Linked DNA regions of Mus musculus: region 1 is linked to region 2. The links are chromatin contacts, found by POLR2A ChIA-PET in ENCODE. All regions are on one chromosome and are shown on one strand. The core of a region is the stretch at or near the end of the contact, and the rest is flanking DNA. Distances in the headings are between cores, read along the strand shown.

The links. ChIA-PET counts read pairs that join two places held with the same protein, here RNA polymerase II (POLR2A).
Region 1: POLR2A ChIA-PET joins it to region 2 with 111 read pairs in Patski. The contact joins the promoter of BC034090 here to the enhancer-like site in region 2. POLR2A ChIA-PET finds 5 or more read pairs at or near these places in 2 of 5 experiments (Patski and embryonic stem cell).

The regions. Positions count from the first base shown.
Region 1 is chr1:155,240,700-155,245,803 of GRCm38, reverse strand. It overlaps BC034090 (cDNA sequence BC034090), which reads left to right and starts at 1,272. Exons shown (of 10, transcript NM_001370865.1): 1 at 1,272-1,618; 2 at 3,478-4,379; 3 at 5,005-5,068. The coding sequence starts at 1,575. Gm31102 (a long non-coding RNA gene) reads right to left here and starts at 2,675. Exons shown (of 4, transcript XR_878641.3): 1 at 2,325-2,675.
Region 2 is chr1:155,049,478-155,055,072 of GRCm38, reverse strand. The region is part of intron 2 of Gm41980 (a long non-coding RNA gene); the gene reads left to right. Among named protein-coding and RNA genes, the nearest start is that of Gm51651, 4.2 kb to the left of the region's middle. Within about 2 kb of position 1,697, at least 2 of the 3 ENCODE cell types and tissues checked have a DNase peak (open chromatin) inside an H3K27ac peak, as active enhancers do.

The DNA of each region.
Region 1 (5,104 bases), core at 23-2,522, 190 kb before region 2:
TACACAGGGTTTGCCCAGGATAAACCCCTTGGTTCCTAAACCGGTCCTGGGCCAATCTACTGTCAGTTTCCCAGGGTGCGGCTCAGACCAGATTGCCTGCCTCGGTGTTCCCTCCCCCATCCAGCTCCCTTAAAGGGAGATAGACATCCTTTCTGTTTCCATGGGACTCGGTTTGAACCCAGGGCCTCTTGCACAATAGGCAAATTCTCTACACCCATCCCTACATCCTCAGCCCATTTCTCCCCTTTTCCTTTTGAGAACATGTCTCACTAAATTGCCTAGGCTGGCCTCGAACTTGCAGCAGGATCCTCCTGCTTTAATCTCTGAACAACTGGGACTACAGGATTACACCCGCACAAGGGGTAGAACTGCCCTCTCTCTCCTGTGCTCTGCTAGGACCTTAGCTTTGTGCATCCTTTCCAGTAGCTACACCGGCCATCTAGCAGCACAAAAGATTAAGTAAGTGAAACTTGTTGGCCAAAGAAAGAAGAGAGACCACTTTCTCTTTTCAGAGACGTCTGAAATGTCCTGGTTCTTCTTACTGTTCCTTTGGGGGTAGGGGAATAGTCAAAATGGGTTTGGACATTGGAGAGACTTAGTCACCTCCTGGTTAGAAAGAGGAAGCTCCATGGATTTGGGCACAATTGCCAGCCATTTGGTGGCTCCTTCACGGAGGCCTGTACCCAGGTCTGTTCGGGAATCCTCCACTGCCCCAGAAGCGGTCCCTTCCCCAAGCAGCTGGCAATGCAGGCCCAGCTCTTGGTGGCTCCGGATGAGCAGTCAACGCCAGCTTACCCCAAGGCCTCAACGAACCTTGAATGATCTTGACCTAAGAGGGCGCCCAAGGGTGATGGGGCGGCCCTGCGGAGAAGCCCACCGACCCATCCCGAAACGTTCTCCACACAAAGTCCGGTCCTCAGCTTCTCGCTCCAGCGGAGCCGGTGGAGTCGGCTGAAGCTTGTCGCCTTTTGCGCTCCGGCTGCGCCCCCGAGTCACCCGGGCGCCCCTCCGCTTTCGCGCCCGTGTCCCCGGGGAGGGAGCTGATCGGCGCCCGGGACAACGGCCCCGTGGCAGCCAGTGAGCCCCAAATTCAGGGCGCATCCTCCGGCCGTCTAGGCGGCCCTGGCTCCAGGAGTGGAGCGGAGCCGAGGAGGCTCTGGGCTCCCGGCGTGCGCCCGGGTCGAGTGGCCACGACCCTGGGAGGCCGCGGGAGGCTGGGGGGTGGGGACAGGCCGAGGTCGCGGCTCCTCCAGCCCCTTCCGCCGCCCCTCCTCTCGCCTTCCTCGCCCTCTCTTCCCAGGCCGGCCCGCGAGGCCGCTGGCTGGGCCTTTCACCTTCAAGCAAAGCTATGAAGTAGCGGTCGCTACGGCTCCAGGCGCCCAGCGGGGCCAGGGGCGCCGCGCACTCCTGCCAGCCCGGCCTCGCCTCGTGGGACCCGGGGCGGGACACGCTCCGGGGACGAGGCCTGCGGGCCACACTCCCGTCCGCCCGCCCGAATTCAGGGCGAGTCCGGCCCGGGACTCTGCAGCGGCCCCGGACGGGGAGAGTGGGGCAGGGCCTCGCCTCTCCGAGGGATGGAGGGGATGGAGGCGGCGGCCAAGCCCGCGCGCCGCTCTCAGTGAGTACCGAGAGGACCCGGGCGGGGTGGCGGGGCACACCCGGGGACACCCGACCTCCGGCCGCCGCAGAGCTGGAAGGGTCGTGGAGGCTCGCCCTTCCTGTCCATTTTCATTCCAGGTTTTTTTCTGAGTTAGAGCATCGGTGCTAGGAGTTACGACATCTTCCAGGAAGGTCGTCCGGAGGCCTTCAGTCCCGACTGTCTCATTCCTTAAGGTCTGCGGACAAGTCTAGAGCGAAGCTCCAGGGTTGACCCATCAATTTTTCTAAAAGCTCACATTACAACCTGGGCTTCTGGATTGGATCTCAGAGAAGAGGTAGCTGAGCCACAAAGAGAAACCTAGTACATTTTCGATCAGTGATTCTCAGTCTTAATGCTGCGACCCTTTAGTACAGTTTAAGTTTATCATGTGGTGATCTCCAACCATAAAATTATTTTCGTTGCTACTTAATGACCGTAATCTTGCTACTGTTACGAATCATAATGTGAATATCTGATATGCAGTATATCTGATATGCGACCCCGTGATGCCAAGAACCGCTGCTCCAGATGATCTAGTAGAGAAAATGACTTCTACTATCCCTAAACTTCACAGATTTACTGCTGTGAAATTCTGTGTTATATATGTATCTTGCTTCATAAAATATGTATATTCTGAAAAACATGTTAATTTAATAATTATAATGAATTACTTTAAGAGACTTACCTTTAAGAACATCTTATGGTGGATCCCTATTGTGAGAAGGGAATAATTAACCTCTAATATATACTCTATGCCCAAATTCTTACACGCTGAGAGTTTACTTCCTATGGGACACAGGTAGACTAGGGTGACTTCTGAGTGTTCTGAGTAGTCACTAAGACACAGTAGCTTATACAGGGAGTAAAACAGTTGTCACGTCATTCTCTGTAAAGCTATTGGAATCAGCCAGGCCACCAAGGGGCCGTATAATTCTAGTGAGTCTTGGGACCTCTGCGGACTCAGGTCTTACCTGAGAACAAGGGGTGCGGTTAAAGGCTCACTGTTCTCGGAGAGTCCTGGCTTGGAATGGAAAGGTTCTGGTTACAAGCTTGTCTCCCCCAGGGCATCTACGTGATGTAATTTCTCTATGCCTCAGTTCTCCATCTGTTAAAAATAATATTTTTATTTATATATTATATAATAAATAAATATCTTTATTTATATAAAATAACATTCTATCACAGACATAATATAAATATATTATTTTAGAGAGTGTTGACATGTTTGAAAAGCCTTTGCTTGACATAGAGCAGATAGCTTATCGTTTGTGACTGTCACTATTACTTCTTTCGAGTACAGCTTGACTCTAGTCTAACACTTTTTCACTAGGGTTGGCATGAAGCTGGCAGGCAGCGACACATTCTATTACAGGGACAGGTCCGTCATCCACAAGGAAGAGTACTGACCATTAGCCAACACTGCCATTCTCCTCTGGGGCCTCCTTTAGCCCAGGGTTGGGGAATTACACTGCTTTTCACCATGGTTCACATTTTGCATTGGATTGTTTGAGGCCTTGTTTTGCTCACCCTAAAAATGGGAATAGAAAAACTGGCATTATTTCCTTCCTCGGGGTTTACTGCCCATGCTCCAGTAACCACCCTCCCCAGTCTCCTCCCTGCCCTCTAAAGAGCATGCCAGGAGAAAATAAGCTTGCTGGTAACCTGTTTGTTCTGTCCTGTGACTTGTCCTTTTCAATGTGTGTCCACGTTATATAGAGGACACCAGCTCTTCTTGAGGTATGCCACTTGAAAAGGGGTCCATATCAGGGCACTGTGGAGATCAAGCAGGTTACTGGGGCGTCCAGGGTCAGGGTCTGAGCTTCTCTTTTTTCCTGCAGAGCATCCAGGCCAGGGAGCACAACAAGCCCCACGCAAGTGACTCCAGCCATGGCCAGAGATGGCGCTGAGCAGCCAGACAGTGGACCTCTCCCGAGACCTTCACCCTGCCCCCAGGAAGACCGAGCATCTAACCTGATGCCCCCCAAGCCTCCCAGGACATGGGGGCTGCAGCTCCAAGGTCCTTCTGTGCTGGAGTCCAAGGTAAAGGCCTTGAAGGAGAAAATGACAGCAGGAAAACAAGGGACAGATCCCCGTCCCACTTCCTATGAGCGTCCATCCCCTACAAAATCCAAATGCCACCAAGTCAAGACTGGAGTAGCCTGGAGCCTACCAGATGCCCTGGTGGTCCCCCATGCTCAGAACCCTAATGATGGACATCTGGCCAGACATGTTAATGAGAAGAAACCTGCCAGGAACAGTGGATCCAAGCCATCTACCCCTGAGAGCTGGAATGAACAAAGCCCGTGGTCTCCAGAAGCAGTGTGGATGCCGGCTGATCATGAGGAGGACCCAGTAGCAGGGTCTGGCTCTTTACAAGAAAGTCCCAACAATCGAGTTTCTGCAGTCCAGCCACAGCGGCCTGGTCCCTGTAAAACCACCCCCTTGAGCAGCCAGAAGAAGAGAAGACAATACCCGCTCGGAGATGGGATAGTCACAAAGGAAGATCTGGACAGCACAACCCTAACCTCTAAGGAGGATTTGATCCCTAGAACAGACCAGCCAGAGACATTCTGGAGAGCTCAGGGCCTGGAGGCTCTGGGCTCTGTGGCAAATGCTTTGTCCCTGTCTGACAGGGTAGAGAGGAACCGCCTCCTGTTGCAGGAGATACTGAAGGTTTCCAGACAGAGTCCTCCCAAAGCAGGGAGCCCAGACTGGACATCCTGGGACCGAGATGCATCAGGTGAGCCTTATTTTACTGCCTGAGTTGGAGCAAATAGGACATGGGGGAGGGAGGGTGGAAAGATGGCACAATAATGTCACCCACCCAATCACTGTCTGGATGTAAGGTCTTTTATAATGCTTATGCAGCCCTAACTGCCTCCAACCCTGTGGCCCTCCAGGTCAGTGGGAGGCTATTCTTTGTGCTTAGGGACAGAGGCTATGAGACTCTTCACTGAGCCTTGTGGCTCTTTGCAGAGTAGCCTCTTGTACTCCCTCTAACGATGCTGCCCCGTGCCATCCCCAGCGTGGGAAGTGGGCTAGCACACAGAAGCACATCCCCAAAGAGCCTGAGCATCCTGCTGCCCGCGATGAGCGCTCAGACTCTGGAAGACATCCTTTCTGGAGTTTCATTACCTGAGGGCATGTGTGGACCCTCTTAACCAATCCAAGTTCACTCACAGTCTGACAGCCTGTGACTCCACTTCTCAGACCAGAGCTTTCTAATCCCATCACACTGCAGATTAGATTTTCGTGTGTGGATCTGGGGAATGTAGGCATTCGGCCCACAGAGGGGGTAGAGCATCTCCTCTGTGCTCACCAGTTGGTGGCTCTGCCCTGATCTCTGCTTCTGCTCTGGGCCCTAGAGCGACCAGCGGGAGACGTGGACTGGGACTCGGGCACCCCCCAGCAGGACTCAGGTCAGAGCAGGTAAGGGTTCTTCCTTACCACCATCCCTCCATTTTC
Region 2 (5,595 bases), core at 448-2,947:
TGGTCCCCAAGCCCTATAGGATAAAACAAACATCAAACTGTCATAGTTGGCCACCACTGAACATGGTTAACATCGGAGCCACTAATTTATAAGAAAAGTTGATCCCTGACAGTGTGATATTCAAAAAGGGAACTGACCCTCCCCCCACCCCCCCACCCCCCCCCCCGCCCAGCCGGACTGGGTATAAGTGACGTGCACATTGTGTTCAAGTGTTTATTTATAGGTCACTAGGTAGAAACTGGAACCCCTGTGCCTAATTCCTCTTGCAATATAGAGGCAAGCTTATGAAGTTACCCAGAAATGCTCATCTGTGGCTCAGAACCTCAGGTTTATGCTCAAATGACAGGAGCAGCTGATTTTCACTGTTCCTTTGTTGTGACCTGGGAATGCGCTGCTGGATACGGTAGGTAAGTAAGGATGACATCATGGCCAGAAGTACAGCTTTCTTTAATTTTCACGTTGTTAGTTCTTGGCAAGGCTTCTGCCTCTTTCCATCCCCACCCCTGTTGGATTTTTCTGGAAGCTTTCAGGCTTTCCTTCAACTCCTATGCATGTATACACACACACACACACACACACACACACACACACACACACACACATATGCCTGCCCTCACATGTGCCCTCATGAGCACACACACACATACACACAGTCACACAGATGTACAACAAGACACACTAACATAGCATTTCCAGGGCTTCTGTGGACTTCTGGACCCTTTTCTCCCCAGGATCAGTTTGGAACCCACAGTGTAAACGCTCCCTCACCAATCTTCATGTAAAGTCTGACGATGATGCTATAATAATGCTTACACATAGACACCGTTCCTCCCCTCAGAGTGTATATCCACCCTCCCATTGCCTTCTGTCTTCTTCCCCAGTACCCGCCATCTCCGATGCTCATCCACACAGGAGGGGCAGGTGGATGGGTTGTTTCTTTTTTTTTCCTTCTCTCTTTTTCTTTCTTTCTTTCTTTCTTTCTTTCTTTCTTTCTTTCTTTCTTTCTTTCTTTCTTTCTTTCTTTCTTTCTCTCTCTCTCTCTCTCTCTCTCTCTCTCTCTCTCCCTCCCTCCCTCCCTCCCTCTCTCTCTCTCTCTTTCTAATTTTTGATGTTGCTGATTTTATTTGTTTGTTTTGTTTTTCTCAAGACAAGGTTTCTTTGTGTAGCCTTGGCTCTTCTGAAACTCACTCTGTAGACCATGCTGGTCTCAAACTCTTGATCCACCTGCCTCTGCCTCTGCCTCTGCCTCTGCCTCTGCCTCTGCCTCTGCCTCTGCCTCTGCCTCTGCCTCTGCCTCTGCCTCTGCCTCTGCCTCTGCCTCTGCCTCTGCCTCTGCCTCTGCCTCTGCCTCTGCCTCTGCCTCTGCCTCTGCCTCTGCCTCTGCCTCTGCCTCTGCCTCTGCCTCTGCCTCTGCCTCTGCTGGAATCAAAGTGCCACTCCCCCTCCGCCAGCAGGTTTCTTTTCTCCCTACTCTTACCCAGTTCCACCTTTCAATGGCAGCCAGGCTGAGCTTTGAGACACTCCCAGTTCCTGCCACCCCCCACCTGGAGAGTGGGAGCCAGCTCCTGTTCTGCTGCTGCTTCCCACCCTCCCCTTCCCTTCTCTGTCCTCACCCACAGAGCCCTGCTGCTGAGGACATCCTACTCAGAGCCTGGCTCTGGCCTCCTGCTCTGGCCTCCCTCTGGGTCTGGAATGCTTTCCTTCTCTGTTTCTTCTCATCTGGCAAGTGCCACTTTGAATCTTAGGCCCACAGTAGAGGCATCATCCTTGATCTCTCTTAAGTGGCCAGCCTGGGCTAGACTGGGCTAGACTCTTGTCACAAAGGAACACTCCACTTCTGAACCCATAGTAAGAGGATGAAGAGCAAAGAAGCTAGAGCGAAAAGAACTGTAAATCCATTGGCATTCACATATGCTAATGAATGCCCGGATAGAAAGCACAGGGATGCCTGCACACTTCAGCAGTGTGACCTTGGTGCCACAAGATGGGATGACAAACGAATAAAGCCCGAGTCCCAACAGCTAACTTAGAAGCGCATTCCTGAGCAGACAAGCAGAGGTCTGGAAGAGAAAAGAATGCAGCTGTGTGGAGGGGCTAAGGGTGAGAAGGAAGAATGGATGAGCAGGAGGCAAAAGCATCCAGCCCTTGGAGATTCTGCCTTGGGAAACGATGCGAAAGAAGTGAAATTACTTCCGAGATAGGAAAACAATCCGTTTTCACTCTCAGGAATCAAGTTACCCCTCCTTCACTGACTCAATGGGCTGGCTGTGGTTTCAGGAGAGCCCCAGACAGTCTAGAACAAAGACGTCTTGCTCAGCTTTGCATTTCAAACTTGATTCCCCCCTCCCACCCTGCCCGCTCCCTAGCTAGTGAATGCTTAATATTCTCAGAGCCTGGGTGCTGAGAGAGAGAGAGAGAGAGAGAGAGAGAGAGAGAGAGAGAGAGAGAGAGAGAGAGAAGGCTTCCCATTTTTCAAGGAGATCCTTTGTCTCTATCTAGAAGTGCAGCTTGGGCACTTGAGAGAGCATAAAGCAAAGCGTTCAGTCTCAGCACTGAGAAGAGTTAATTCAGGAAGAAAGGAGCTTAGGCCCCGAGGATAGAAGACTGGAAAACCTGGCAGGAGGCTCAGAAGACACGAGGAGGAAGGTGCCATGGGCCCTACCTGCTACCCAGAGCCTCAGGGTGGAATGTCAAGGGGGTAGTAACAGCCCTTCACAGGAAGTAGGAAGTTGAGAGGCTATGCTCCACTTCACATATGGGTCTCTGTGACTCCCTCCATGTCTTTCCATAGCAGCCTAACACTTTGGAAACACAAGCAAATTGTGCTTCAGCAGAGAAAAGGGCTTTGCTTTCCTGTAGCTTGCCTCAGACTAAACTTTCCAAGTGGTCTCTGGAAATACATAAGGAGGCTGGGTGTGAGGAGTCAGGACTCTGTCATGAGCTTATTGGGCCAGGGGGAGCCCTTGGCAGCATTTCCAAGTGGAGATCCAGAGCTGGGTCCTGAGGGAAGATAGGGCTGAGCTCAAGGAGTCTGGTGACAGGGAGCAGCTAGCCAGCCAGGAACATTTGTTAGGCATTGTCTGCACGCTGGGAACAAGTCATGTGTGTCCCAAACCCAGCTGGACAAGCCGCAGGCGAGGATGTGGCTCCGGGACAGCATGTGAGACGGGCATTTAAGGGCTTTCATTCACGATAAGGTCAAACAATCCCACGGCATACTGAGTGTGATCTGGTCCGGTTCTCCTGTGAGCTGGTTGGCTGGCTTCTGAAGGTGGTGCTGCTGCTTCAGTTCATCACAGCTCATTGGAGCCGCACTTGGAGGTTGAACAGACAAAAACAGACCTCACACAGAGACACAGCGGTGAGAAAAATCCACAGAGGAGTAAATAGAGAGACCTGAGAATGCAGTCTGGAGAAAGGGCATTTGGGGTGACACCAGTCCTTTATGGCTCCCAAGAGCAGAGACAGTTCATGGACCATATAGGGACATTTAATCTCCAGTTCTAGCAAGCTGTCTACTGATCTGAAGCTAGCACATGCTGAACCAGGAGACTTCCTGGATTTGGTACCTCCAAGCAGAAGCCAGGACGCTGTGTAGGAGACTTGGGCATCTGTTTTGGTCACAAATCTGGACAACCTTCAAGTCCCCAACCCACTTACCCTCACCTTAAGACTTGATGACTGCCGAGTGAAATTCTAATTTTACACTTGCTGACTCAGAGGCAGAGGAGGATCTAGCTTTGAGTCAGAGCACCCATGTGGAAAGACCTCACTTCTTGGAGCTGGCTTCGAGCGTGGCTCTACCACTCACCAGCTGGGTGCCCTGGACAACTCCCTTCACCTCTCAGATCATGGTGTTCTGGTTTGTAGGATGGAGATGTTTGCCCAGGGTTAGGTTAGCACTTAGAACATCAATATAATAAAAGGTTAAGATGTGGCAGATTGTGTGAGAACTAGAGGAGCTTCACCATGCTATAAAACCACGGGACTACCCACGGGGCTTGTTTTCTTATTCATCAGAGCAGATGATAGTGTGAGAACATTCAGTTTAACACAAAGGCAAGGCAGATGCTGATGTAGGGTGGACGGGTTCTACCTTGAGTTGTCATAATAGAGAAGCGGCTTGGGGAGGGCACTTAGGACTCAGCTGGAGCAGCAGCGGCCAGGAGGAAGTTCTCACTAAGGCAAGATGGTCTCCTTTTGCTCTGTTCTCGAGCGTCTAGTTCAGCTGTGGAGATATTTTCACTCTTTAGCGAAGACAGTGGTCCATATCTGCCGACCCCTAGGTGACATCCAATTTGGACCAACTTGTGGCTGTGAAGTGGTCACAATTGAAGGTTTCAGTTTGTCTCAGCCTTAGCCTGCTCTTACACGTATTCTCCTAGCCTCGGCTTCATCTGGCTTAGCCCTTTCCCGTTTCTTGCATCCCAGCCTTGTCCCTGTGAGCCAGCTCCTGGTTCACAAGGAGGAAAGAAAGATTTCTGCCTCTCCCCAGGACCCTTGGTTGGTCAGCTGGGGTTGCTGGTGGGGTTGCTGAACAAGGCAGGCAGCCCCACATGGCGTGGTTGTGGGCAAGAAGCTGATCTGCACTGTGTGGGGGTGGGGACTGACGAGAACAGGCCCACAGTCCTGCCCCCCCCCCCTGCCTTCTGGCTGGAGGAAGTGAGTCCAGCCTGGGGCCTCAGCAGCTGAATCAGTGGTTCTTGGAAGGTGATGATGTCACCGTGACATGGCTGTTCCCCTCCCCCAGTCAAAGTCAAAAGGAGAGTGAGCGACACAAGTTTCTCAGGCAGAGGCCTGAAGCTCTTAGGGAAGTCTGTGTTCACAGTCTGTGCTGGTCCCTTGATGCTACCTTGGTAGCCATTGTCATCCTTGGACTTCCGCTCTTCTCACCCTTGTCCTTTTCATCATCCTGTGTGCTGGAATTCTGGGAAAATATTGATGATATTTTCTTTTCTTTTTTGGGGGAGTGGGGGGGAGGGGACGGGCGTGTCTAATGTTTTCCAGATTGGCATGGACTAGCTGAGAAATTGAGGATGACTTTTTATTTTATTTTATTTTTATTTCATGTTTTGCCTGCTTTTATGTTTCTGAGGGTGTTGGGTCCCCTGGAACTGTGAGCTGCCCTGTGGGTGCTGGGAAGTGAACTCAGGTCCTCTGGAAAAGCAGCCAGTGCTCTTAACTACTGAGCCATCTCTCCAGTTCCCTGTGGATGACAGTTTCTAATCCTCCTGCCTCTACTGGAGTGCTAGGGTTTATGGACGTGACCACATGCTGGGGAGAGAACTCTTGGGTGGTACATGCTCAGCAAGCAGTTACCAACAGATCTACACTGGCAGCCCATCTTGATGATTTTAACCGTTTCCTGTCTTTGTTCTCCCATATGAATAGATGCACAAATCATAGAATATCATCTTGTCTGGCCAGGTGTGGTGGACTTTTTGGGATACAGAACTATCATGTCCTCTTAAAGACAGCATGTGAAAATGTATGCCTCATTTCCAGTTTCACATCTTTGCCTTTAAAAAAAAATTAATCACTTCTTACTGTTAGGGGCCGTGTCTCACTGGGCTGAGTGGGGAAATGCTAAGCTGC